Linked DNA regions of Mus musculus: regions 2, 3, 4, 5, 6 and 7 are each linked to region 1. The links are chromatin loops, found by intact Hi-C in ENCODE. Cell type or tissue: heart. All regions are shown on one strand.

What was found. Peaks named below come from ENCODE experiments on the same cell type or tissue, not always from the same donor. Only the 100,000 strongest peaks of a DNase experiment are listed, where the experiment ranks them.
Region 2: a loop joins it to region 1, with 10 times the contacts of the local background. A loop is called at or near these places in 27 of 42 quality-filtered maps.
Region 3: it touches region 1 in a loop (2.0-fold over the local background); 4 of 42 quality-filtered maps call a loop at or near these places.
Region 4: it touches region 1 in a loop (2.2-fold over the local background); 4 of 42 quality-filtered maps call a loop at or near these places.
Region 5: a loop joins it to region 1, with 10 times the contacts of the local background. A loop is called at or near these places in 33 of 42 quality-filtered maps.
Region 6: it touches region 1 in a loop (2.7-fold over the local background); 15 of 42 quality-filtered maps call a loop at or near these places.
Region 7: a loop joins it to region 1, with 2.1 times the contacts of the local background. A loop is called at or near these places in 8 of 42 quality-filtered maps.

What each region holds. Positions count from the first base shown.
Region 1 is chr17:14,518,847-14,522,846 of GRCm38, reverse strand. It overlaps Gm34916 (a long non-coding RNA gene), which reads left to right and starts at 421. Exons shown (of 3, transcript XR_385417.2): 1 at 421-454. In heart, a CTCF peak has its summit at 2,101 (motif pointing right); DNase peaks (open chromatin) are centred at 666 and 2,096; H3K27me3 peaks cover 2,543 bases.
Region 2 is chr17:14,286,253-14,290,252 of GRCm38, reverse strand. The region is part of intron 1 of Smoc2 (SPARC related modular calcium binding 2); the gene reads right to left. Among named protein-coding and RNA genes, the nearest start is that of Gm52280, 7.7 kb to the right of the region's middle. In heart, a CTCF peak has its summit at 1,836 (motif pointing left); a DNase peak (open chromatin) is centred at 1,842; H3K27me3 peaks cover 3,590 bases.
Region 3 is chr17:14,395,329-14,399,328 of GRCm38, reverse strand. Smoc2 (SPARC related modular calcium binding 2) reads right to left here. Exons shown (of 13, transcript NM_022315.2): 10 at 1,706-1,808. 4930474M22Rik (RIKEN cDNA 4930474M22 gene) reads left to right here and starts at 387. Exons shown (of 3, transcript NR_027986.1): 1 at 387-590. In heart, no CTCF peak of the experiment used is centred here; a DNase peak (open chromatin) is centred at 1,658; H3K27me3 peaks cover 3,897 bases.
Region 4 is chr17:14,134,837-14,138,836 of GRCm38, reverse strand. No RefSeq gene overlaps it. Among named protein-coding and RNA genes, the nearest start is that of 4930488N24Rik, 28 kb to the right of the region's middle. In heart, a CTCF peak has its summit at 1,954; a DNase peak (open chromatin) is centred at 1,946; H3K27me3 peaks cover 3,321 bases.
Region 5 is chr17:14,231,185-14,235,184 of GRCm38, reverse strand. All of the region lies in intron 1 of Gm41531 (a long non-coding RNA gene), which reads right to left. Among named protein-coding and RNA genes, the nearest start is that of Gm41531, 7.1 kb to the right of the region's middle. In heart, CTCF peaks have their summits at 1,335 (motif pointing left) and 2,358 (motif pointing left); a DNase peak (open chromatin) is centred at 2,304; H3K27me3 peaks cover 3,777 bases.
Region 6 is chr17:14,110,229-14,114,228 of GRCm38, reverse strand. No RefSeq gene overlaps it. Among named protein-coding and RNA genes, the nearest start is that of 4930488N24Rik, 3.1 kb to the right of the region's middle. In heart, a CTCF peak has its summit at 2,343 (motif pointing left); no DNase peak of the experiment used is centred here.
Region 7 is chr17:14,383,377-14,387,376 of GRCm38, reverse strand. The region is part of intron 9 of Smoc2 (SPARC related modular calcium binding 2); the gene reads right to left. Among named protein-coding and RNA genes, the nearest start is that of 4930474M22Rik, 14 kb to the left of the region's middle. In heart, no CTCF peak of the experiment used is centred here; a DNase peak (open chromatin) is centred at 2,176; H3K27me3 peaks cover 3,468 bases.

The DNA.
Region 1 (4,000 bases):
AGCAGTGTAGCAGAGAGTAGGATGAAATCACATGACCTGACTCACATCTCAACCCTGAAGAAATGATGCTCTGGAAGATGATTCTCCAACAGGAGCCCAGCTCCACCAGGGCAGCCATGGCTTCCTTTTGAAAAGCCTTGGTACTACACTAAAGTTACTAAATAGTAATTGATCAACAGACACATTTCCTGATCCATCTGTAGCCAAACAGAACTCCTGTTTGCACAAAAGGAAACTGTGGTGCCAGGGAGTGGCAGTATTTGGAAGTGTAGCCTCGTTGGAGGAAGTGTATCACTGTGGGTGTGGGCTTTAAGACCCTCCTCCTAATCATATGACAGTTGTCCCCTAGGGGCCTGCAGATGAAGATGTAGAACTTTCAGCTCCTCCTGTACCATGCCTGCCTGGATGCCGCCATACTCCTGCCTTGATGATAATGGACTGAACCTCTGAACCTGTAAGCCAGTCCCATTTAAATATTGTCCTTATAAGACTTGCCTTGGCCATGGTGTCTGTTCACAGCAGTAAAACCCTAACTACGGCAGAAACTAAGGCATGAAGCCATCTGGGGACTTAGGAAAGCTGATAAAGATGAGTCAGGCCAGCTTAGATCCCAGCTGCACCAAGCTGCTGGCTTATCTGCCTCTTGGAACTCAGCATGTATTTCTTAATGGTTCCAGATTGGAAGAAACCCCACTGTAGACCTCCAAACTGTCTCCTAACAGCACTTCACTCTAGAGGCAGCTCTGCATTCCTGTGTGGACTCCTCATAGCTCTTTAAGTCATCTGGGCTTTTGGGTATCCAACACACTGCCACCACCGTGGCCAGCCAGCAGATGTTGCATAGGGTCATTAGAAATATACACTCATTTCCAGGAATAGAGGTAGGAAGACTAAGATGGTGGCATCTCCTATATGTGCCTCCCTTAAGGATATCTCTCTAGGGAAGCGACTGTAGTGATTTATGGTGCAGCGTACTTCTCCGGTGTGCCCTCTTCTCTTCTGACATGACATGGAGATTAAGGACGACGCAGCGAGCAGCAGTTAAAGCAGCAGAGACAAATGCCGGGATGAGGAACATCAGGTCCAGGAGAGGACGGCCCTTTTACTCACAGTTAACAAAACCCGCCTCATGCTCTTTCTTCACATACATCACTTATTCTCCCACTTAACACCTGCTCCAGTGTAATAGGCTGGAGACATCCCTGCTGCTCAGGCACTGAGTCACGTGGTAACAGAAGAGGACCTTAGGCATCAGGGCTCAGCGGCTACTGGCTTTCTGCATCATTCTCAGGGACTCAATTGTGGGACTCTGAGAGGCCAAAAAAAAAAATTGCAACAAAACACTTCTTGAGGAGGCAGACCTTGTCTCAGTAAGAGCCAGAGGCCCAGGACACCTGCTTCAAGGCCAAAGGCCACTGGCTGAGTTCTGGTCTTCATGACTGGTCTTTGGATGCAAGCCTGAGGTGAGGGCTTGGTGGGGTTCAGGCATGGTTTGAAAAGTCTCTCCCACCATCCTAAAACTCTCCTGAGGAAAGATATATGGTTTGTTGAAGCTTGATTTTGTAGAGAATCCCTTCTTACCTCCTACAGGCTCTGATAGGCCCTGCAAAAAAAAAAGAAAAAGAAAAAGAAAAAAGAAAGAGAGAGAGAATGGAAGGAAGGAAGGAAGGGAGGGAGGAGGGAGGGAGGGAGGGAGGGAGGGAGGGAGGGAGGAAGGAAGGAAGGAAGGAAGGAGGGAAGAAAGAAAGAAAGAAAGAAAGAAAGAAAGAAAGAAAGAAAGAAGGAAAGGAAGGAAGGAAGGAAGGAAGGAAGGAAGGAAGGAAGGAAGGAAGGAAGGAAGGAAGGAAGGAAGGAAGGAAGGAAGGAAGGAAGGAAGGAAGGCAGGCAGGCCACTCAGTAGTCTGGAACACTCTCAAGTCCTTTGGCCTCTCAGATCTCCCCTCTGGGATGTAGAGGACAAGGGGATTCATCGTTCTCCGTCTCCACACAGTCCACTCTGGAAAGTTGACTATAGGAGAGTAAGGTCACCCTCAAGGCCAACCCAGCAAAAGAGAGATTGGGGTACCACAATGCAAGCTTGCTGGAGACGTTGTTCAGGACTCTGCCAGTAGGTGGCAGGCATTCTCCTTGATCAAAGTGCTTGAAGCCAGAGTCTGGGACCAGACCTCACAGAGTCTCCTGTGAGAAGATAAAACCTCTAGGTATCCAGGTACATAGAATTGTACTTCAGAAAGATTCTAACGATCCCATTAATTAAATAGCTCTAAGCGCCAAAAATCAAAGAGCGAACAGAGCAAATAATTTACAGAGAAAACCATGAGAATCCTCTCGTACCAGCTCTCTGTTCCTGTCAGGATCCAGTCTCCATCCCTGGCCCATATCCCCAGGTCCCAGTCCCCATCCCACTCCCCCTGCACTCCCCCACCCCAGTCCCCATTTCCCCTACCCCACCACCCAAGTCTTTGTATAAGAGTTTCTAGGTAGGGACCTGTGTGCAGAACAGAAAGGTTCCCCAGCCCTGCCAGCCCCAGGAGCCCTGTCTTCATGTCTTCATTTTCTTTGTTCCATGTCAGCTTTGCATCTCTGCCCTGGCATTCACACTTGCTGGCAGAGAATTTTTCTTTCTCAGCAAGCCAGCTCTGCATTATACAATTTTGTCCATGATCAATATTTTTGAATATCTGACAAGTCGCGCCTAAGGTAATGTCCCTATGTGGGGATGAGCTACACTGAGAAACTGCTGATTAGAAGGGCCAGGCTCCGGGTGGAGCAAGAGACTGCGTATAATTCTTAGGCTCCTGACATACGTCAAGACTAGACCACAGTGTAACAATTGCTGTCACTGGTGAATCTGACACATCCATAACACACACAGTCAACCTCTGTGGTGCTGAAATAAATCTTTGTAAAAATAGAAAAATTCAAGCCACAGATATTGCTTTGAACTCTTTTCAAAGCATTTTCTCTCCTCTTCTTTCTGCCATGAAAAAAGAAAGCCACTAAGTTTAAAGGCGGGAGACGTGTATTTAAGCAAATCATACTTGTTGACAAAGGATATTTTCCTGACGTTAGGTACATTTGACTTCTCAGTCCCAGACAGAGGTCAGACCTCAGTGTCTCACCTCAAAGAACACTTGGAATCAGAGCTCCGGAGTCGTAGCACCCCAGCACGACACCCAGATTTTCTCTTCGTTTGCTCTGGAACATGGTGGACCCAGGATCCTTACTCTGCCCTCTGTGTGGGAAGGGAATTGCACTGTTCCCACAGTGGGAAAGCCACTGGTCCATGGAGGGCTGGCTCAGAGGCTGAGGGACACTGAGGAAAGGTGGTTGGGGCCTGTGGTCTGCCCAGGAGCAGGTGGCTAGGGGACAGTTTTAGGGCATATATTAATTCCAAGTCTCTGGGATAACAGATCCCTACAGATCTGGCCTAGACCTCACAACTCTGTAAGTCACTCATTAAAATTCCAGAGTCATGGGATCAGGCTCTGTCAGGAACCTCCTGCGAGACTCGTTTTTAGCCTTCAAAAACTTTTACAAAAATTATTGAGGTGGTGTGTGGTGAATTTTTAAGCGTGTGATGGAGAGGCCCCTCCTAGAGAGATCAGGTGTGAAGGCAAATACTGAACATGCCACCCTTGAGACAGAAAAAAAAAAAACCAGATTTTTCTTTGGCTGAATTCAGACCCATTCCTTTCCATGCCAGTTCCCCTCCTTTCAAAACTCAGTGTGGAGGAAGAGGTTCCAAGGAGCCCCTTTCAAATTGGCTAAGCAGTGTAGAGTCAGGGGCTGGGGCTAGGCTCAGAGTCCCCTTCACAGGCCACCTCCCAGCCAGAGCAGTGGCTGACAAGCATTGTTCTCACATCAGGGCATGACTTTGATGGTCCAGTGGGGTATGCTTTGCTTTGCTTTGTTTTGTTTTGTTTTGTTTTGTTTTGTTTTGTTTTGTTTTGTTTTGTTTTGTTTTGTTTTGTTTTTCTGGTACCGTTCACCTCGAAAA
Region 2 (4,000 bases), 230 kb after region 1:
TAACCCCATCACCAGGTTAGTGCCCTTAGGATCAGGCCCACTCAGAATGCCCTCAGCTGTGACCTTAACTTTGAGCCTTTGAGACATTTTCAGATTCAAAGCAGAACAATCTAGCTCGGGGCTAGTTCACTCACCTGTCTTATATTCTCTGCTTCAGATGGTTTGCAGCCTCTGCCTCTCCATCCTTCCCTGGGAGCTTATGATAACCTCACTGGTTCTTACTAGACTCAACAGCAGCTGGAGCCGGGCAGAGCCCAACTATAGGACAGCAGAGATCTGCTCACAGGGTGGGTGGGGACGGGGCAGACAGGAACAAAGAAGTGCACACTGGGAAAGGCCTGGGAGATGAAGAGATAGAGACTGGGACAGATGGAAACCTGGAAGGATGGAAAGAAGAAGAGAAAATAAAAGAGGGAAAGAATTGAGGAGAGGTGCTGCTAGAATCCAATCAGCTAGGCAACATAGGGAGATAGGTCTGGCACATTTCAAAAGTAACAGAAAGAAAAGGGGGCAGGGACCAATAGAAATGGTGACATAGATTTGAGTGAGGGCATTAGTGTTTGGTTTTTTTTTTTTTTTAATTTTCTTGTGGTTTTTGGATAAAAGAAATGTAAATGGATTTTGACCCAGATGCCATCTGTAAGAATATACACAAGAGTGCATCTCATCAGGGCATCTGTTTAGAATGTATCTAACAAGAACAATGGTCCCAATGAGCATGTTGCTAAGAAAACACAGAGCAGAGCTGAGTATGTGGCTCAGTGGCCCTATGGTGGTGCATGCCTTTAATCCCAGCACTTGGAGGCAGAGGCAGGCAGATTTCTGAGTTCGAGGCCAGCCTGATCTACAGTGAGTTCCAGGACAGCCAGGGCTTCACAGAGAAACCCTGTCTCAAAAAAAAAGGGGGGGGGGAGGAGAAAGTGTCTAGTAAGAATATCTATACGGAAGTATTTGACAAAAATATAGCCAAAGAGGGTGTGTTCAAGGAACTGGAGAGATGGCTCAGGCTAAGAGAAAGTACTGCTCTCCCAGAGGACCACTCCAGCACTTCAGCACCCGTATCAGCCAGCTCACAACTGTCTGTAACTCTGGCCATACAAGCACCTGTGCCTCCTGCCTCCTGCCTCCTGCCTCCTGCCTCCTGCCTCCTGCCTCCTGCCTCCTGCCTCCTGCCTCCTGCCTCTCCCTTTCCCCCTCCCTCTCCCTCTCTATAAATATATCTCTAATAAGGGTGTGTCTCAATGGAAATCAAGCCAGTAGTTCACCTTCCATGAATCACATTTAAACACTTGCTGAACTACAAAGGGAGCAAACCCTTGTTGCAGTGCTGGCCACAGGACAGTGATCTGCTTGCTGTAGCTAGTTTTCTTTTACTATAGGTTAAAATTCATTTTAAAAATGTCACATTTTAGAGCTTTACTGTGAAGAGAATGGATACAATATTAACTTAGCAAACAAAATAACTCTACTCACTGCTTTACAATTAATGGGGTAGTTAAGTTTGCAACAGAAACAAAACAGAAACCCCAGAACATGCCAGCCTCCTGTTACTCCCCCCAGCCTGGCTTGTTTTAAAGACAAATTTCTACCCCTATCTGATATTTGGGTGTAACATGAGTTTGACACAAATGTCCCAGACTTCTAAATAAAGCTATTAGAAGTATCAAATACAGTGCCTCTGCTTTTTAGTTCTCTCACTTGGGACTTTGTGCCTTGAGTCAAATGTCTGAGGCTGGAAAGACTGAGCTCAATCAGAGCAGAAGATGCCTCTGTAGATGGAAGCTGCGATGGGGCTGTGGTGTCTGAAACACAGCTCATGCCCTTGGGCGCCCTCCTGTGGCAGACTTGGGAAACATTAGAAGCACCTTCCAAAGGGCGGAGGGCTAGGTTGGTACTGCCAAGAGATTGCACCTGGCTGTGTCTCTCTGGGAGGGTGGAAAGGTGGGAGAGAAGCCAAGAGTACAGAAAGGGAACTCACAGCTCCACCTGGATTATGTCTATGAATAGAAAGATCTGTCTTTGGCAACTCTACCCAAAAGATAAACCTTTTAAGAGTGAGACACTGATTGGCACAGCACCTATCTGTGTATCCGCTCAAGAAAGAACTTGAGCGTGTGCGTTCAGGTCACAGCTATTGCTCACTTTCCTTACCCGCAGGGGGTTTCCAAACTCCAAGCTGCACACAGCCAGGACATATATTTATAGTCATCTGGTAAGGAGAGGGTGAGGGCAAGTGTGATAGCATCTGGAGGAGCTCAGAAAGCTGAAAGAACACTACAGAGAGCAAAGACAGTTTGGTTATTAGTGCAGGTATCTCGATTCCATGTACAGAAGGCCTCGTGCTGCCCCTCAGAAGGGGTAGGGGTGACGTGAGGAGGGCTGCAATCACAATTCACACCCATGAACAGCCTGGGCTGGTCACACAGCCTCAACTACTACTAGTGGCCTAGTGCGACTCGGGGATCCGATTTAGCATTTTATAAATGACCACAGTTAAATCATGGGAAGGCTGGAAGCTGTGATTTTTCCAAGTCTCCTGAGGCTTTATCCAGGGACACTGAGTTAAGCAGCCAATGAAAACCAGATGAGCTTCACCTGGTGGAACGAGCCTTGGACAAGCACAACCCGGGAGCTAAGGAAGCCCCTCTGCATGAAAAACCAGAAGCACCCGGCATGGGCGTCACCCAAAGGGGATTTCCAACCTGAAATAAGACACCCAAGTACAAACGCCTGTGATCGGCACTGATAAAGTATTCCTGTGACAGAAAGGTTTACAAACAAAAACACAGCTAAGGGCGACTGGTTAGAATCTCAGGAAGTCATTAGGCGTAGTAGGCAGCCACCAGCATACATCGTAGTTCAAAGTTGTGTTTATGTCAGTGAATTTTGGCACACTTGTCTTGTACGGACGGACGGTCACATGTATTAGATGGCCAGTAACCCTTTTGTGGGGGGCCAGTGGGGGAAAACAGTAAGGGTCACTGTCCCACACAAGCACTGAGAACCACAGTGTCAGCTTCACACAAACCCATCCACCCCTGACAACAGAAACTAGGTCTGAAGAGACAGGGCTAGGAACAAGATTCTGTAGAGTCCTACCATCTCCTTTCAACCCTGGAATGGACAAGCAGTCCTCAAAGAAGAAGAAATGGTGATAGTTCTTATTGGTTGAAGAGCAGGCAGTCTTGACTTGACAGATTCTGAACCTGTACTGGAATTAAAGTCCCTGTACCACTCCTGCAGGGAGCTCCAGACATGACACGTGTTCAGGGAGGGCGCCTCACCATGCATGTAACCCATGATGTGTGAAAGAGAAAGGGGGCAGGGTTCAGGGTATCACCCTGTCTCCATGTGTAAAATGTCCTGTGCACTCACTCACGTCCTGGACAGCAGGTCTAGCCAGCACTGTCCTGGAAAAGGCCTGTGATCCATACATCGGTATCTGGTTTCCTTCAATAGTACCTTCCTTTGCTCCACCCTCTCTCTCTCCCTCTCTCCCCCTCTCTTTTTCTTTCTCTCTCCCTCTCCATCTCCCTGTCTCCCTCTCCAACTCCCTCCCCCTTCTCCACCCTTCTCTCCCCTCCTCTCCCTCTCTTCTTCTCTCCCTTGTCTCTCTCCCTCTCTCTCTTTCTCTTTCCCTCTTCCCCTCTCTCCCCCTCTTCGCCTGCCTCTCTCTCCCTCTCTCCCTTCTCTCTGTTTCTCTGTTTCTCACCCCCTCCCCTCTCTCCCCTCTCTTCCCTCTTCAAATCCCTTTTAAAAATAAGCTCCTCTAGAAGAAAGTGAAGTGGTGAAGTGTGTGCCATGGTGTGCATTGTCGCTTCAGAGGCAGGACAAACAGGTCAGAGCCACTCTTCCAGCCAGACAACAGGAGTACCCTCTGCCTGTTCACTTCCCCTCAAGGATGTAGCAGCCACCTGGAAGCAGACGTACTGCCATGCTTGGGTGGACTCTTCTTTGACATAGAATTATGATGGAATAGTCCAACACGCATTTCATACTC
Region 3 (4,000 bases), 120 kb after region 1:
TGTGCCCCCTGACTCTGGCTCCCCCCTTCCCCACCCTCACACCTGTGCCTACCCTGATGCACTACCTGATACGGCCACCTTCAAATATAAGCCTGTGTGTTCAGAACAAGGAACACCACAGCAATGTGTGCACTGTGGTTATTCAATCACCCAAGGCCTTGAGTTCAAGGTCACTGACCTGAGACCTGGGCTCAGGTCAAGAAATAACAGCATCCACCAAAGGCATCTAAAGTGCCAGGCTCTCTACCTTAATGTGATAATTTGTCTACTGTGTATGCAAGAGACACGTAAATAGATGAGGTGATATCAAATTTTTTTTCAGTTATAACTAGACAGTTTTCTTTGGAATTCTTTTAAAGCTGTACATTCTGAGATACAGATAAGTCAGGCTGTGAGTCAAACCTTGACACTGTGCCGGAAGGACGTCCACCTCTCACCTGAGGTGAAGAACCTATGCCATCACTTTGGACTCAGCGGACTCCACTGTTTAGATGGACTTTCCTCTGTGAGAGTGCAAACACAGCAAGCAGATGCCAACAGCCCCCAGCGACTGGGCTCGCAGGCACTATTGTGGGTCAGACACTCAGAAGGCAAGTCAGTCACTTCTATAGTACATGACAGGAGGTTGAAATTTAGTTGACTTCTTTTGCCTTAGCTTGTGCAAATGTGACACTTCCCCCTCAGTGTTCCTTCTCCCCTTATGCCTTCCTTAGCAAAGAAAGCACAAGATGAAGGGTGGCTTTATGCTAAGGAGGCTTCATACAGGAGACAGCCAGGAGCTCGCTGTCAGGACGGCATGGGAACAAGTGTTTTTAGAAAAACAAAAAAAAAAAACTTTAAAATAAAGTTTCTTTTAGAAATAAGAGTGAGAGATTGTGAACACCCAGAGCTGAGTTTAAGTACTGAAGTACCACCTGGACAGCTCCATCACCCTGTACTGTGAGGAAGTGGGCACACAGGCACCGTTATTCCTACCATGACAAAAAAAAAAAAAACCAAGTCTCACTGTGTCTACAGTGTACACAGGAGAGCATCTGTAGGGTGAGCCTTGTTGGTGGGATCAAGGCCCCAGCTGTACACTTGAACCTGGATAAGAAGATAAGCCTCACATGTGCATAGCAGGGATCAACGATAAATAAGTCCCAGCACTCGGGAGGCAGAGGCAGTGGCTCCCTGAGCTCAAGGCCAGCCTGGTCTGCAGAGTGAGTTCCAGGACAGCCAGGGCTACACACAGAAGCCATGTCTCAAAAACAAGTAAACAAACAAACAAACAAACAAAAACCAAAAAGCCAACTTTTTTTGAGTTGCAGAATTCCAAAGTAGATAAGTCAAAACCCAGTAGATAAGTCTCAGACTCAGTTTCAACCTATAGATCCACCCAAAGCAAGTGTGTTCCTCTTCTCAGGCCTCCCTGGGCCCCAGGAGCCGCTGATCATGAAGAGGGAGGCTGTTCCCCATGGTCCGCCTCCTCTAAGGCGCTCTCTTCTCTCTGTCTCTGTCTCTGTCTCTGTCTGTCTCTGTCTCTGTCTCTGTCTCTCTCTCTCTCTCTCTCTCTCTCTCTCTCTCTCTCTCTCTCTCTCTCAGACATTCAAGTGAACTGCCTGATCTCACATGGCCACCGGCCAGGAAGAATTTAGCTTCCCAGATTCCTTCAAACTTCTGGGCTTCAAGCCAGCATATTGCTCTGCAGCAAGACACAGTATACCTGCCAGAAGAGGAAGAGGGGTCAGAGACGGCATGAACCATGTCTGTGGAGAGCGCATCCAGGACACTTGTCAGAAACTCGTGCTTTTTGGCACCAGGACAACCTAAAAAAAAAAAAAAATGCACATTTCCTCCTCTGTCAGTGGAATTCACAAGGTATAACAGAAGTCTCTGTACAATGGAAAAAAGATTTAGTATTCAGAAATTAGTAAGTTAGACTTGCTTCAATGTGAATGAGATGATTGGATGCAGGCGCACTGTATTCGTACCTCATGCTCACCAATTGTACCACTATAATTGATAGGTGTTGACCTTGACTCACAGCAACCATCAATCGTGGCATCTAACATTTGTTGAATTATGACATGAGATTAAGATTCGCAAGCTTTAGCCTCTGGTTGATCTCTAAAGCCACAATACAAGCATGTATGGGTGTCCCTTTGTTACCTGAGGCCTCAGATCCTTGGAACCATCCGCAGTCACCAAGTTCTCCCTACTGGGATTTTCACAAGGAAACCTAACCCAGGGTAGTGAGTCCAGACGCTGCCAGCCACCATTACATATCTCCTGAAATCCCAAGTCTAGTTAGAAGCAATGTCAGGCAGATCGGTGGTGGCCTCCTTAGGGGCAGATTCATCAGTGCAACACATATCAAGGATCATGGGTGTTCATACTTGTGAGCCCCAGAGCTGACCGTTTAGGATCTCAACCCAAGAGTGATTCACCAATTCTGGTATCTAGAGCTCGACTTTCCACAGAGCATTTTACATGCATGGTAGCGCTTCTTTACCAACCTCTCCTGCACTCACCCCCACTTGGGGTACCTGTTTGTCAAGTCTGAGATATTCTCTCCATCCTGAGTTATGGTAGCTGGGCAGTAGAGACTAACATGCTGGTGTGGTTGAAGATATTTTGGTTTCATTGTTTTCCTTTAGACACTTGAGTTGTTTTGTTGTTGTTATTGTTGTTTTGTTTTTTGTTTCTTTGTGTGTGTGTGTGTGTGTGTGTGTGTGTGTGTGTGTGTGCGTTTACTATGATTCAAACAAATGCTAGCTGCCTGTGGCAAGTATCTATGGAGGTCTGTTTTGACTTATTAAACATTCTAGCAGAAAACAGATGTTAGCCTTTCATAGAGTGTGTGGAACTTGAGACAAGAAAGACTGTGTATCTCTTCTGTGCTCAATTAAAAAGATGGATCACAATCTACAGAACAAGCCATACCCACTGAGTGAAGGGCTCTGAGAAACTGTCCTGAATCCCTGAGGCTTCTCCAGAAGGGAAACAGAAGCCTGAGATTGCTTCAAGTGGTTGCTGGCTCTCCAGAAACTTCTGGAAACCATCTTTGCTGGACAACTGGAGATGACACAGGCATTGGTGGTGTGAAGACAAGGATGGGAAACCATGCCGCAGGCCCATTGGAAGGGGCTTCCTAACTGCCTATATGCTCATCTGGCCCATGATACCGCTGAAGGAGGAGGCATACTGAGAAAGCATGGTAAGCCTTTGCAAAACCCCGAGGTGCACACATGAACTCCCCAGCGCTTGTCAGCCTCAAGAGACTCAAAGGGGAATATGGTGAAGGTAGCCATTGTTCACATCTGCTCAGAGAATGTCCACTGAGAACCTGTGAAGAAGCAGGGATCTGGTCACAATTGAACTCAAGCAAGGTCCTTGCTTGGGATGGATGCCAGGTATGCAATCCTTATTTTGTTTTACAGGAGGTAACTGATAAGCCATTTATTTTAGACTCTGACATCTATGCTTGTTATAGTTTTAGAGACATCAACAAATGGAAAAAGAACTGTGCATCACATCCAGAGAGGGCAGAATGAAGGAGAAGTGGTTGGACTGGTTGGAGCAGCAACCCAGGAAGCTGCTCATGGCGGTCTGGGTTAGGAGAGTGAAAGGAATGTCTTAACTACATGGATGGTCAGAGGTAATAGTGGAGATGTAAGAAAGAGACAAAGGGCCAGAGTTATCTACAGGCTGTACCTGCCAGGTTTGTGTTGATTGGCCACCAAGTACCTTGAGCTGATTTGCTCGCTGTGAGAATCTGAGAGCCTTTTGCCTCCACTACAGAGCCTAGAGCCATACTGCCTTTGTGATACATGGACTGGGGCATAAGAACATTCCCAAAGTCCAAGACAAACAGATATGAGACTAACACACTCAGAAGAGAGAGCTAAGAGCACCCATTGCCCTTGAAGGTGATGGCTTTCCATATATGAAAGGTAGCTGTACTACGTGTGTACAAAGTGTGTCACCAGGAATATGCACTCTGATAAACATCCAAGAG
Region 4 (4,000 bases), 380 kb after region 1:
AATGGAGTCCCTGCAGAGGTGCTCTATCCATGAGGGCCAAGGATGCTTCTCACGTGTTTCATTGGCCGGAGAGGCACATGGAAATCCTGACGGTGGGTGTGATGTGACTAACTGCTTTATCTGACTCCTCTAAAGATGGACCCTGTGTAAGTTAGGGTTTCTATTGCTGTGATAAAACACCATGTCTAAAAGCAACTTTCGGGACAGGAGAAACCGTTCATTTCGGCTCATAGTTTGTAGTTTATTGCTGAGTGAGGTCAGGGCAGGAACTCCTGCAGGCAGGGCAGGAACCTGGAGTTAAGCTGATGTAGAGGCTGTGGAGGGGTGCTGCTTACTGGCCTGCTCTTCCTGGAGTGCTAGTTTGTTTGCTTGCACACCACAGGTCCACCTGCCCAGGGCTGGAAACACCCAAATTGGGCTGGATCCTCCCAATCAATCATCAATCAAGAAAATGCCACACAGACTTACCTACAGGTCAGTTCCATGGGGGATATTTTCTCATATAAGAATTCTTCTTAGACGACCCAAGCTTGTGTCAAGCTGGCATTAAAAACTAGACAGCCTGGATGGTGACAGTGTGGACAGTGACATGGAATTGTCACCCTTCCTCCCATGTCACTTCCGATCCAGATGTTTTACCAAGGCAACATAAATGAAGTTAGGGTGTAGGGCAGAAACTGGGGCTGAAGCAGAACATCACATACTCCACAAGCTACCGGGTTCATTGCTCCACATAAGTCCCAAAGAAACAGTGCCTACGCTCAGCAGAAAGCTCTCCATGTATGCAGCACCACAGCTAGCAACAGTCCCCAACTATAAACAACCCAATTCCCATCTGTGTGCTGATAAACTACGATGTATCTGTATCACTGACCCAGATCAACTGCAGTGGGAAACAGTGCACAGTCAGAGCCACACGAGCCACATGATAATCAGCAAAGACGAATGTACTTTGAAACATGGAAACCTTTAGTGAGCAGTTGGACCCTAGGTTTCCTTTTCTCTTTCTTCATTAATGTGTTTATTTATTCACTTTATACCCTGATTACTTCCCCAACTTCAGGCCCCACCATCATAGAGACCCTCCCTCCATCCCTCATCCTCTTCTCCTTGAGAGGGTAGCCCTCCCCCTCTGCCCCCACGTATTCCTCCACCCTGGCACATAAAATCTCTACAGGGTTTGGTTCATCTTCTCCCACTGAGGCCAGACAAGGTGGCCCTGTTGGGGAATGGATTCCACAGACAGACCACAGCTTTAGGGACAGCCCCTGCTGGTTGTTGGGGGACCCAAATGGAGACTGAACTACATGTCTGCTACATATGCAGGGAGTGAGGTCCAGCCCGTGTATGTTCTTTGGTTGGTGGTTCAGTCCCTGAGAGTCCCAAGAATCCATGTTAGTTGACTCTGTTGATCATCCTGTGGAGTTCCTATCCCTTTCAGGGCCTTCAATCTTTCCCCAAACTCTTCCATAAGAATCCCTGAGCTCCATCCGATGTTGGACTGTGGGTCTCTGCACCTAGATTTCCCTTGTACACACTGCCTTCGTAAGACCATCAGGAGAATGTTCTCTGATGACACATTACATCCAGAGCTAAGAACAAAGAGGTAGAAAGGGGTAATGCAGGAGAGTTTCTAGACTAGATTGGGATTTAATTCTAATGGCTTCACTGGAGCTGGAAATTGCGAAAGTGTGGCCAGAAGCCAGTGTCATTTAACCAAAGCTCTTCCACCAGGGCAGGTGCAGGCCTGCTGTGGCTGACCTCGGGTAGAACGGAGGGAGGGCATGTGCATAGGAAGGCTTGCTTCCACGCTCATCTTTGACAGGTATGTAATTCTGAACCCCCTTGTTTGTGGTTCTCTAAGTTCTTGGCTTTAAACACAGGGAGAAGGGTAGGCAGTTGCTCCAGCTGCAGCATCTACAGTCAGAGATGCAGGGCGCCCTCCCATGGGGGATCCTGGAACAACTGTTTTTGTCCCATGATATCCTGTCTTCCCAGGGCCTTCTAACCAGACACAATGAGTTGACTGCAAAATTCTAAGCTTCCTTGCCTTGCTTCATTTTTGCCACAGCACAGAAAAGTTCCTATTATCAGGAGACTTCTCATTTCCCTGTGCAAGACAAAGATTTCCAGAAGGCTGTGGACATTCTCAGAGTGAGTCAAAGCCAGCTGCTGAAGCTTGCTTCCATACTTCAGAAGACATGAGGAGTGATGATGGGCAGGAGCTCAAGCCTCCACCCGGGAGGCAAGACACCCTTGTCCTCTTCCCATATTCTCCAAGTGCGCTGCGTCATATGCCTAAATGCACACATGAAGCTTGTAGAACAGCTCTGGTCATGGACCCTTTGGCAACTATGTCCCATCAGCTAGTGTATGCACCTCTATGGATGCCATGTTCAAGGAAGTGAGGATGCCAATAAAGGCGGCTGGACAGATAAGCCACAGGTTGTGCTGCACACAACGTTCAACCAATGAAGAGACCATCTACGCATGGTGTTCAGAAAGGGTGCATGCTCAAGTAGTCAGATGCCAGGGTTCTTGGGTGATGTCGGTGATGAGTAAACTGAGGCAGGAGCCCCATCTGCTGGGTCATTTACCCTCATGTTAACTGTAGGTGAGCTCTGTCCTTTGGGGAAAAGGTTCATGCTACTCAGGAAGCAGAGGAGAGAGAGAGGGAGGGAGAAAGAGAGAGAGAGAGAGAGAGAGAGAGAGAGAGAGAGAGAGAGAGAGAAAGAGAGAGAGAGAGAGAGAGGGAAATAGTGCTGGCCAGTAACAAATCAATATAGCCCTATAGCCTCACTTCTGCCAGCTAAAAACTTGTCACAGAAATGGTCAACAACTTCCCCAAACAGAACCACAGTGAGAGACATTTCACACTCTAGCCATACAATTCTACCATCCCAGTCCCAGTCTGAAGTCTTCACTGAGCTGTCTTCTGTCCCAGTGTGCTGACCTCAAGGCTGGCTAGAATGTGGTCCCTGTGAGGTCTGGGAGAGGGTGACAGACCCCAGGCCTTTTTCTAGAGATGCAGAGAGGTCTGTCAGCCTAGAGAAGTGATCTGAGTTCAACCTCTCAGATCAGCAGCATGGTTCCATCCATGCCCTTCCTCCCTGTCCTGGCTGCAGCAAGGCTGACAGGCAAAGACAAGCAGGGGCTGGAGAAACAGCTCAGCACTAAGAGAGCTTTCTGCTTTTTCACAGGACTGGAGTTTGGCTACCAGGACCCACATACCCACATCAGGTCATCAGAATGGCTTGTAACCGTGGGGGACTGCCCACCTTGTTCTGAACTCCACAGGCAGGATCACATACACATTCACATACACACACACCATATACACTCACATACAAACACACTATACAAACACTACACACACTCGCACCCCCCCCATACACACACACACACATCCCCACATATCACACAATCATATATACACATATCACACAGACCACATTCACACACTTCATTGGTTGAACACATACTCATAAACACTCACATACACTAATACACACCATATACATATACACATGCACACATCTTTAAAAACAAAAGAGAAGGAGCAGCATGGATGTGCATGAGGTTTCTACTCCCCACCCTATGTTCCAGGTCTCCAGGTCACCCCATGTTCCCCTGTGAACTCACTTGACTGGTGTACCTAGAGAGGCCAGGTACCCCATTCCCCAGCCTGATTTGGCCTTCAGTTAGGTCTGGGTTCTGCTCTCTCCCAACCTCACTTCCACCCCTCTCGCACTGCAACTTGCATCCTTACGACAGCTGCTTTCCAGCAGAGTGCCCACACTGCACCATCTTGGCTCCTCAAGGTACCCATGTTTATGAGGAAAGCAGACCCCATGCCTCTCAGAGCCCATCTGTGAGATGGTCTAATTCCCTGCAGTTTCCCAACTCAGAACTCCCAAGCAAGTGTGTTTGCCCGGAGCAAAGGGAGCTTAGCTGGACTCAGTCGGGCATGTGAAGGTACCTGAGAGGAGGTAGATGGCTT
Region 5 (4,000 bases), 290 kb after region 1:
CGCATTAGGCGCTGCCAGGCAGGTGACGGTTTGTTTTCCTTTCCCTTCACAATCATCCTTTTTATTCACCTCAGCTCAGATCTAAGCCCTCATCCCTTCGTGGATCAAGGAGGAAATGTCACCTGGCACTTGTTAGGTATTAAGTTTCCTTATCAATAACGGCCTGCCCGCCCAGTTTATCCTGGCCTCGGGCACCTGCAAGGCCATAAAAGACTGTAAGATAGAGCCACCAGCCTGGAGCCCCCAGAGAGCACTGTTGCTGAGGGCCAGCCACATGCTCCTGCTCCGGGCACACCACATCAAAGCCAACTACATCTAAGTAGCCAAATACGGCCATAAAACCAATGAAAGGCCTTGTCAGCTTCATTCAGGCAGCTGGCTGCTTCATGTCACTGATGAAGACTCTCTAGGAGACACGTGTCCATGGAGAAGAAGATGAGCAGTGAGCTGGGCTGTAGGTTGGGGAGAGACCCAAAGGAGGCCTCACTCTGGAGACCAACCCAAGAGGTGACTCAAGACCAACAGGACTGCAGGGAGAGTGACTGAGTCTTTGAACTACATCTAGATCAGGCTTTGTCACCATGAATATCATCTTAGGCCAGTAACTGGCCACAGGTGACACTGTTATGGCCTCTGGCCAGGCTGTGTTCCTGGTGGTTTGTATACCTGTGAGTAAGGCCAAGTAAGGATGTGTGCACAGATATGGGCATATGTATGTGTATATACATGTGTGCAAGAATTGTGTAAGCAAGCACATACATGTATACTTGGGTACAGAGATATATGAGAGATATGTGCACATGTGTGCATCCTTGTGTGAAGGATGCATGTACGTGTGCGTTTTGTGTATTCCTATGTTCGGGGGTACCTGTTAATGTGCATGCAAGTGTTCACATGGTACCCCAAAGGCATTGTACCTGATCTGGTTATTGGTTCTGGAAATTTCCGTCCCTTTTTTGCAGCACTAACCAAAGATACTTTCAGAGGAATCTGTCCCCACACCCTTCTCAGGGCAACAGGTGACAGATAGACAGACAGACATTTCTCTTTCCAGCATCTGCTCGTCATTCCTCCTTCTCCTGACCTGCTGAGAGTGCTTGTGGAGTCTGGGACCATCCAGACAGGGTGGCCTAGGGGCTGTGCTAGCCTTTTCAGAACTGATAAAGGAACAAGAAAACATTGTACTCTGACCATAATACTCTTGAAGAAGCAGAGAACTTTTAGGGTCTCAGCACCAAGGTTTGCCATTATCCAGCTCCACGGCCACTATGGGGATCAGTTTCCCTGCCTTGGGTCGTAAAGCCTTGAACACACCTGTACCTGAGATCCCAGTGCCATCTAGTGGTTCATAACCTGTTCCTGCAGGTGGCTAAGTGCTCAGCAGCAGAGGAAACAGCCCCACCCCACCCCCTAACTTGTTACAAACTGAGTTTTGTCACTCAGCACGACACATCAAAACTCCAACTCTTAGTTCCTGTGAATGTGAACGTAGCCAGGAATGGAGCTTTGGCTGATGCCAAGTTAAAATGAGGTCATAGAGGGGCCAGAATCAGGTTAGGGGACAAGAAGGAATGAGACACTAAATAGAGCACCTGTGTCCATTTCATCCTGTGTCCAGGATGCCTCTGCATTCAAACCACCCACCATTCTGGCATAGGAGGCTTAAGGTACATGTGCCAAAGCTATGGAGTGTTTCTGAAGTGATGTAGCTTTTTCCAACACTCAGGTAACAGGGACATTGGCCAGACCCAGTGATATTCAGCAGGTGTTTGCATCCAACCTCAGGGAAACTTGTGTCTTCTGCTCTGTCCACTTGCTCAGATTTTCTGGGCCAGCACCATGTTGACCGAGTGTGGCTTCTGCCTCTTTGTTTTGCCAGTGACAGAAAAGGAGGTCAGACACGCTTGCATTTTCTAACCAAAGTATTCATTACAAGCTGGTTTTGCAAAATAACAATTCATTTGAGTGGTACTTGTCTAAGTCACAAAATCCTGAACCACTGACCTTCAAGAACCAGAGAGGATGAAGAGGTCCTGAATCTTGCTGTCCAGCCTGCCCATTGCCAGCAGAACTCCTAGACCCAGCCACAGTTTGCCGAGGATATCTCAAACAGCCTCCATCTGGCTGCTCTAATCCTTCAGTGGACTTTACATCTGGGTCTATCTATGGCAAAGCAGATAGCTGCTCCCCAAGGAGGACCTCCCTGTGGTTTAGCAAACAGAACATTTGAAGCTAAGTGTGGAAAGCTTACAGGGACTGCTTCTCTTTTGTAACAGGCTAGGCACCACTCAAGACCAACTCTGAAATGAGCCAGAGGGCTTCATCCAGTGTGGGTCAAGGGTGCCCCCTGCTGGCACTACTTCTCAAGTTGGTCATTTCATGAGCAAGAGGTTGAAAGGACTCTAGGTCTCTCCAGGCTCCTGGTAGCCGTGTACCCACTTCTGAGCACTAGAGCACAAGCTACTGACCCACCTCCTGGTAGGAATGAGAAAGTCTGTGTTTATTCCTGTCAGTGTGGCATCTCAGGCACAACGCAGCCTTTGCACACTGTTTCGCTGCTCCTCGTGCCTAACATACACTGACATAAAAATATACAAGTCACAGGACCACACATACATTTCTATTATATCTACTGTACAGAGTCCTCTTAGATAGATGCTTCTGGAATTCATAGGGTGGGAACATCAATCTTGGCAGGGACCCCATGTGAACACCTTCAGAGTGTGTCACAACTGCTGCCCTGCTCATGAAAGTGTAGGCACATTGCGGTGTGTGCTCGTGACACCCAGTCCAATACGGCGCCTCTGTGCAGGACTGGGAGAGAGAACGCAGGCCCGTTTTCTTTCTCCTAACAAATTCTCTAACTTAAACTGTCTCTGAGGGTTCCCTGGTAATCCAGAAAGTCGGGTCAGAAGCGGCCATCTTCATCCAGAACTTCTCTGTTCTGATGCTTGCTTCTTTAGCTCGGATGCCCAGCCAGGCTGAGGCAATGCAGCAAGCTCTCCTTGGAGACTCCTACAGGGGAAAGCTTGCAGAGGAAGGAGGGGAAAGAGCGGGCGCTGTAGGGAGAAAGCCTGCAAGCCAAAAAGAAAAAGCTCACAATGAGAGAGACCTTACAGGAAGAAAGCATTTGCAGGGAGAGAAGGGGAGCTTGCAGAGAGGCAGGGGAGAAAGAGGGGGGGAGGGAGGGAGGGAGAGAGAGGAGGGGAGGGGAGGGGAGGGGAGGGCAGAGGGGAGGGGAGGGGAGGGGAGGGGAGGGCAGAGGGGAGGGGAGAGGGGAGGGGAGGGGAGGGGAGAGGGGAGGGGAGGGGAACTTTAGGGGCAGCCCATGCATGGATTAGAAATAAGGAGCCTTGAGTGGGCCCTGCTTTTTCTGCTCTCCTTTGCAATTTGGAGCAAGGGCAAGAGAAGAAAAAATGAAGATCAATTAATTCACCGTCTGCCTAAGGAGGAGCTGGGAGTGGCTGTCACAGCTAACTAAGGGTCACAGGGTTCTCTGTGTTCTGCCAGCTTTCTTCTGAAACCATTCATCACTCAGGCTCCGCACTTTGACACAGCTTTTGCCAAAATCTTGCAGAAAGTTAGAAACGGAATCACAAAGTACTGAGGGCCTCGCACTGAGCCAGCAAGTCTGCAGGTCATTCTCCAGATGAGAAACCAAAACAGCTACAGTGCTGCGAGTGACTGTAAATACAGTCTTAGTGAGCAGAGCTTTTCACCTACGGGCTCCAACCAAGAACAGAACTTCTGTCTGCCCAGTGTGTGGTTAATCCTGCCTCCCTCCGAGGGAAGAGCACTAAGGATACTGCAGAGCTGTTTCCATTGCTCAGGCCTGGTCCCATTTATCATCGCCTGCGATGGCTCCTTGTTTGTACTGGAAGATGTGGGGTTAGATGTCAGCATCCATCGCAGAGGTGGTTAAAGCAAAGCATGGAGATCATCCATCAAGCGGCAGTAAAGGCACGGAGCCAAGAGCCTGCATCCACTCCCCAGCAAGTCT
Region 6 (4,000 bases), 410 kb after region 1:
ATGTATCTATGTGTCTGTTTAGACATGTTTTTATGTGTCTGCATTAATATATGTACAAAGATGTCTATGGGTCTGCATGGGTGAGTGTGTGTGTATGTGTGTGTTTCATGGTCGAATGTGTGTATATGTGTGTATAGCAGAGTGTCTGCATGGACATTTGTTTGTGTGTATCTGCATGTGTGTGTGTGCATGTGCATGCATCTATATGCCTGTATAGACATGTTTTTAAGTGTCTGCATGGATATGTGTGCACAGATGTCTATGGGTCTGCATGAGTGAGTGAGTGAATGTATGTGTGTGTGTGTGAGTGAGTGTGTGAGTGTTAGTTACATAGACCTGCATGTGTGTTGCAGTGGTATGTGTGTATGTATGTGTGTTACATGGGCCTGTGCGTGTTTGTGGGTGTGTGACTTTAAATAGAAAATAGCAGCCTCTGAGGTAACTGTGGAGATGTGAGACACTCACTCCCAGAATCAGGTTAGAAATCTTCTGCCTGTCTCTCTGTCTTTGGAAATAATGTGCTGTCATCCTCCTATCTGTGGCCATAAAGTCTCAGGACAGAGGTCAGTGCTCTGACCTCTGGCCATGTTAAGCATCAGTAAGTTCATAAAGAGGGCAGGTTTCTCTTTCCTCTCTAAATCTCTAGTGCTGAACCACATCCACTGACAAGGCTCCAGCTTGGCATGGGGCCCACTGCTCATAGATTCTAGGTCTTTTCTTGCCCTTAGAGCAATGCAGCAGGAAAAGCACTGAGCCAAGGCTATAGTTACAGGTATAAGTTTAGTATTGACTGTCAAGTGTGTGTGCCAGCTCTCTGTCACTGTGAAAGACACCTGGGAGGATCAATTCCAGGAAGGAGGGGTTCTCTTGGTTTGTGATTTCAGATCCAGGTGAGATAAACACATTTCTGTGTGCCTGAGGCAAGGTGGGATTTAAGGTAGTGGAGATTAAGCTGTTCCTGTCATCCTTGTGAAGAGACTGGGTAGGGCCAGGCAAGAGAGAGACTTCAAGGTTAATCCTCTAGCTACCCACTTCTTCTAACAGGCCACCCCTCTCAAGAGTCCATTCAAAATTTGAATTCATCAGTGGATCCAGGCACAGTCAACATTTTAACATTATGACCTGACATCATCATGAACTGAACAATCAGGTAATTTTCGGGAAGTTTTTGTTTTTCTGGCTCCCATTTATAGCTATCCTCAGCCTGAGGTGTCCTGTGGGCTACCAGGTAGATATGCCTGGAATAACTGATAAAATCATCACTCTTATGATCTAGGCTCTGAAAATACTCCCACCCCCAATACAGGCTCAGAGGTGCATTGCTCTAGTTTCCTAGGCTGTTCTTCATGTATCCATGCCAACAGTCAGCAGTAGTTGTTGTACTGGCTGATCTTCACAAACAGGCAACTCCTTCTCCCCAGAGGGCTACAGGCACACCACCTACCTATACCTGCACTTGTGATAAACAGCAGACTTCAGTCATTATGAACTGCTGGGTGAGCATACATAGCATGGGACAGAAATCCTAATGTAGTAAAGGCCAAGGACACTCCCACATTCAGTACCCATTGGCTGATCTCATTGTGATGTCCAGTGGCCACTGGCTAGAGAATGTTATTGTCCAGTATCACTGGCTGACAACATGCAGGTGTTCAGTAGCCAGGGCCTGACTGCACCTTGATGTCCAGGGTTTGTTGCTTTCTTCTTTGTAGAAATATCCTTTTGCATCTCTCTCTCATTTTTGTCCCATCATTCCTGTAGACTGCCATATCAAGGGTGTATTTAGTGTTAACTATTTTATAAACCCTTCTTGCTCGTCTGATGTGTGTGTGTGTGTGTTTGATTTTTACTTGCCTGGGTATGCTTCTACTTGTATAATAAATATTAATGACCCTCCCTTTTGTTTGCTTTGGGATTCTGTTCATGTCTTCACTATTCAAAATCGTTAATGTTTTCTAGTATTTCTTGGTTTTACTGCTAAAAGTTAACCTGTTGTCCAGGTGGTCTTAGTGCAAGCAATGGCATAAGCTGAGACTAAATTAAAATCTGTCACGTGCTTCCCATATCTTTGGAATTATAAGGAAGAAAGAATAGGAATGATGTATGATAGGGAAGAGGAGTAAGAAGGAGGAGAAAGAGCTTGCTTGAGAGGACATGACATAGGAGGGGAAGATGCCTGTTTGCTACTGTAGTGTATTTTTCTATAGTTTAGAAACAGAGCAAGCATGCTACCCTGCTGAGGACACCCAGCAGGGCCATCCATGTCCTGAAACTGCATTTGTCCAGGAGACCTCTTTGGGAAGATGCTGAGGAACTGTCAGCATATTTGTAGGTATGGAGTGCCTCCTGCTGGATACATGGACAGAAGGGCAGCAGAATAATCGCATCTATTTGTGTTCCAGCATTTTTACTGAGAGGAACTGTGACCACTATGGGCCATATACTTGTGCTGCAGGACCACACAGTGATCTTGGGCATCATGTAAGATATAAGATAGTGTCTTCTTCCAATTACTAAAACTTCTCCTGTGAACAGCAGCTCCTGTTCCTCTGCAGGCTCCAGAACTTTCCTTCTGCTTCCTTCTAGCATTTTGTGAATTTATTTAAAAGTTAACCTGGTCCATCCCTGTAGCCTGCATAGTCCTTCTGGGCACACCCAGTTACCTGGTATGTCCTGTTGTCTACCCAGACCTCCATTTCATGGACACTTCTCTGTCCACCCTCATCAGACCTGCTGCTCTGGAAATATACAGGTTCGATTTCCTCTCTACACCCATTCCCTCATCAGGCTCCCAAGTCTTCTGAGACTAGGGTAATGTACAGACCTGATCCAGCTCCACTGTCCTCCCACCTCCTCATCTGCTTTTCCCTCCCTTTAAATCCCCTACTAGCCATGTCCCCGAGTCACACCCAACTGTTGGGAGACCTGTGCTTCTCCTTAAGTTCCATTTTCCTGCAAAAGGCTTCCCATGAGGGGAATACTGTACCAGGAAACACATTTTAGCAATAAAGATAGAATTTACCTCAGAATAAAAGTCTGGCAAAAAGTTTCGTGGGCAAACAAACCTAAGCAGCCAGCTGGAGTAGCCATTTTAATATCTAATAAAAATTTCAACAAAATTGAATGAAAAGTCATGGGGAAGCATTCCTAATATTCACTAAAGGAAACATCTACCAAGTTGATGCCTCAATTCAGAACAATGTGGAATCTACTCACTCAGGGAAGCCCTGACTGACAGCTGCAGCCAAGACTTCTGTATACAGGTACCCAGCCAAGAGACAGATAGGAAAGGATTCAATGTTGAGAAGCAGACTGGAATGCTGGGGAGGTTAACCCACCAACAACCCCAAGCCCCTAGCAGGAAGAGAATGGAGAAGGGAGAGCCGGTTCTCAGCCAGCCTCACTACCCATAGATAGACTTCTTCCAGGCCTTCCGTTTACGTCAAGGTAAAGAAAAGCCCATAAAGAAGGAGCAGGGAAAGAAACAATGCTCTGCCAACATGAGCCAAAGAGAAGTCCCCTCCCACCCTCCCATCTCAGCCCATGAGCAGCCACACACCAGGCCTGGTATCTCTAGAGGCCCATGGATCCAGGCAGATGAGCACTTTTTTTTTTTTGGCCATACTCAGTCAGCTCAGCCACCCTCTGCAATGGCAAAGGGCTCCTGTATGCCATAGTATGTATAGCAGTCCTGAGACCCTGGGCCATAGGTGCTCTGCCTATGTAAGATCAGAGAGCCTGGAGTTAGATAAATATCAATGTCCCTTGGCCTCAAGGGAGAAGGGAGTTTGGATTCCAGCCCTAGGCTAGTCCTGTAGTAAACAGTCCCCCTCAAATGCAGACAGCAAGGTCTACAAGATGTTCACAGCTACCCTGGCCTGAAACAGTCCTGTGATTGGTACTACAAACCAGGAAGCAGGGACTTAAACTTGAGATCACTGACTCAGGCTAGGGAGGGCTCCAGGGCACTTGATCTCAACTGCAATGTCAGAAGCTGAGC
Region 7 (4,000 bases), 140 kb after region 1:
TACCCCTAGAGTTTTACTTGGGAGGCAGCCACTGGATGGGGAAACTGGAAGCCATGTTTTCTTTTCAATAATGCTTACATCACCACTAGGAATCCTGTTTCCTCAGTTCAGAGGTGGCACAGCATGCAGCGCCCTGGCACACGTGCTTCCTGTCTGCTTTACACCCTGCCTCAGGAGGCTACCTACCAGACATCAAATCCCACGGGTGGTGGGACCTGGACAAGAACGGCAGGCTGTGAGAAGCAGAGACCTGATACACTTTGTGCAAGGGACGTCCCTGGTCTGGTTCTGTGCCTGGCTTGGATCACACCAATCAGTCTCGGCATTTCTGGGCTCTGTATGCTCATTGCTTTCCTGTCAGAGTGGGCCCTGGTCCTCTGCATCCCAGTCATGAGAGCAGCATGCTGGCTCTGGTGAAAGCTGCTCTCCTTCTGTGTGTCTGCACAGTGCCCCAGTGTTCTCTGTCTCTGCTGCTTTAGACTTCAGTGAGAGCCTCAACTAAGGCTCCAGAGTCCCAGGCCCACAGGAGTGCATGGCACCCTTCAGCAAGGGCCTGTGAGGGGAAATGGCTTGACTCTAGGAAAATGTCAAACTTCTCAGCGAAGGGCGCACATGCTATCGTGGTAAAATGTGTAGGGAAGAAGTCAGCATGAAAAGAAAATGAGGATGTTGAGTTGAGGCGGAAGAGAAGCTGTGCTAATATGCAAAAGGTAGAGTCCCATTTGATGGCAGCAGCTATGGCAGGAGGAAATAAATGGTAGTCACTGTGACTGAACATGCAGGTTACAAAACACCCTTCCTGACAGGGCACAAGGAGCAGACTCCCTGTGTACTATGAAGCAAAAACTGTGTGTGAGGAGTGACTCCTGCCCCAGTGTGAATAAATAGGTCACTTCAGTGGGTGGGCAGTCAAGACAGATGCTGAAGTCACAGGCCTGAGCCAAGCTTGGGCCCGGTACAGTCATGGGCTGTGGGAACTAAAAAAGGGGGCCCTGGGGAAGAGGGGGAAGGGAAAAGGCCCACACCCCGCCAGAGTTCCACCTATACGCTGGTCAGTCAGGTGTGGGAGGGCTGCTAACTATCTTCCACTCATCCCTGGGTGGGCATTCCTCTATCCCACTCTTCAGGGGGTGGCCAAGGTGCAGCCCTACCTGGGGAGCCCCGGAGCTACCTTGCTAAAGCCCCAGGGTTATAGGAGAGAGAGATGAGGGCGGTGGATCTTGATGAGCAGAGACTCTCTATGGTTTTAAGAGATTTATTATAGAAATGCAGGGAGAAAGAGAGAAGGGAGAGAGAGAGAGAGAGAGAGAGAGAGAGAGAGAGAGAGAGAGAGAGGAGAAAGGCTAGAGAGAAAGAGAGTAAGAGGGAGAGAGAAGAGGAGAAGACAGAGAAAAGAGAGGAGAGAAGACAAAGAGAAAGGGGGTGAGAGTGAGGGGTAAAAAGCAAGAGAGACGTAAGAGCATAAGAGGTAAGAGAGCAAGCAGGGGCTGAATAGCCCTTTTTATGGTCTTTACTGTTGCTAGGTAACTGGGGAGGAGTTTAGCCTGAAGATCAGAAGCTTGGGCCATTGCCTATGTGACTTCTAGCCATGCTTCTCTTGTGGGGGCTGTGGGGGGCAGTAACTTAGGCAGGAGCCAGAGTTCTAGGAGCATGAGGGAACGCCTACCATTCATGAAGGTGAATTATCACCACCGGGGTTCAAACCTCAGCTCAACTGGAGACCAGCCTGCAATTCCCCACCATGGGCAGAGGGATAGGTGGTTGGCACATGCCCATGACTCCCCAGCCCACTGTCACCCAGATTATATGCTAGGCTATCTTGAAATAGGGTCATCTCCTCACACACATTCCTGTAACTATATTTCTTCAGGGAGAGCCCAACAAGCAAGGTTCTCCTCTTAGGATTCCCCAATCTGAGCCGATGAGAACCCATTTGTCTCAAACTCACACACTCAGCATCTGACTAGGACCCTAGGCTCTCCCTTGCAGAGGTGTTGGGCAAGCTCACGCAGTTCAGGTACTTATAGAGTCCACTCGAACACATAGGAACTGGTCAGTCAGGGGGCTGAATTTTTATAAGCATATTCCACACTAAGGAGTGCATCAGGCAGGTACTACCAGATGCCTTCATATGCAGCTTAAAGTCCCAGTGCAGATGCTGGCCTACAGCCCAGGGGCCTGGTGAGCTCATATAACAGTCCTGAAGAATGTTGAGAGTCCGGGTTGCTCTGACAACAGGAATCCAATAGTGATAACGTAGTTTCAGGATGAGTGCCCAGTAGCCCTCTTTTTTGACCTTTGTTGGCCACAAATCATCATATACAACAGGACAAACCTACACACGGGGACTGACGGGCTTAGGGACAGCATGGCTGAACTTTCTCAGTACCATGTCTGTTCTTGCTCTTTAAAGACGGGACATAAAGCACAGCCGGTGCAGCTGGTGACGGGCCTCCCTCATCACTTCACGTCCCCTGAGAAGCATGCAGTGCATGTAGTTGTGTTGGGCCATACAACCAGCCTGATGGCCTGGACAATAATTCCATTAAGCAAGTGTCTGACAACCCACAATCTGTTTGTTAGCTCTGGGCCTCTTAATGGAGGGGTGAGCAAGAGATGAGGTGTATATCTGTAAGGTGAAGATATGCAGTCTGGTGGAGGAGGTAGGCATGAGTGGCCTGCACAGGACCGAGGTGGTGGGGACATGCACACACTGCCTGCTTGGGTTCCAGGCAGTAGAAACATGCATACACTGCTTGTGTTGGTTCTGGACCCAGTTATTGACTGCTTCTAAGAAAACTGGGACTCTTAAGACACTGCACAAAACCTCATGACAGGTCAACTAGGAATTTGCTACCAAGCTGAAGGATGCACTATTTGCCTTTAATATGTAAAGAGTGAAGACGAAAAAATAAAATTACCAAAGGCCAATGCCAAGGTAAAAAACTCAGACTCCTGAGGGCAACAATATGTGGCTGGACCCAACTTTCAGTGCATGTAGTTCTGTTGGGTCACAGCACCTCAAGCTAACCCTGCTGTCCCTGTTCCCCACGAGCCCTGCAGAGCACAAGCATGATGTAAGCTAGGAATTCTCTGGATTCCCAGTCAGCTCCTCAGCTGCCTAGGAGCTGATCCAGGACACTGTGCAGCCCTGCAGAGCTCCCCTGCCTCCAGGTCTACACGATCATGCTCCACAATGCATCTGAATGATTGTTTTGATAAACTGTGATTACTCACTTCTCAGCCCCAAGGGAGTAACCCAAGTTCCTCAGCCGGGCAAAGTCTGATTCCGGAAGATTCCCACCTTTAAAGTGTGTCTGAGCACTAGGTGTGACTTCTGTCTGCTTAAGACTCCCCACAGACTCTTGCTTTGGTACTTAAAAGGTCACTCCAAGCATGAGAGCTTGTGTGAAAACAGTGGTGAGAACCTGAAACTGGTCCTACTGGGTGCTTCTGGGAAGGCCTCAGAATACACAGGCCAAGAGTGGCTTCCAGGAATCTCCACCTCATGCCTAGACTTTGCCAAATTCCTACAGCCACGATCTCAGAGGCGGAGGAAACACTGTCTTCACTGAAGGACACACGAGTGCTTCCCAGAAACTCTTCCACCTGCAGCTATAGGCACCAGCTCTGATAGAAAAAACAATCTCTTATAAGCATCACCTGCCAATAAAAATGCGTATGGCCAATGAGCTGAGGCAGGAAATAGGAGGTAGGACATCCAGAGAGAATTCTGGGAAATAATTGGAGGCACTGGAGATTTATGCCACAGTGCTGAGGAGACAGATATAAACCAGCTGGCAGCTCAACTCAGGTGAGAATAAACAGAAAAATGACTTACAAGCTAGTTGGAGAATAAGCCAAAGCTTATAGCCTAGATATTCATTAATAATTAGTCTCAGGGTTGTTATTTCTGGGAATTAAATAGTTGGAAGGAAAATCTAGATTTTACAGACCCTCAAGTGTCCTCTTCTCCCTTTGTGAGCTGTAGAGGGGTAGG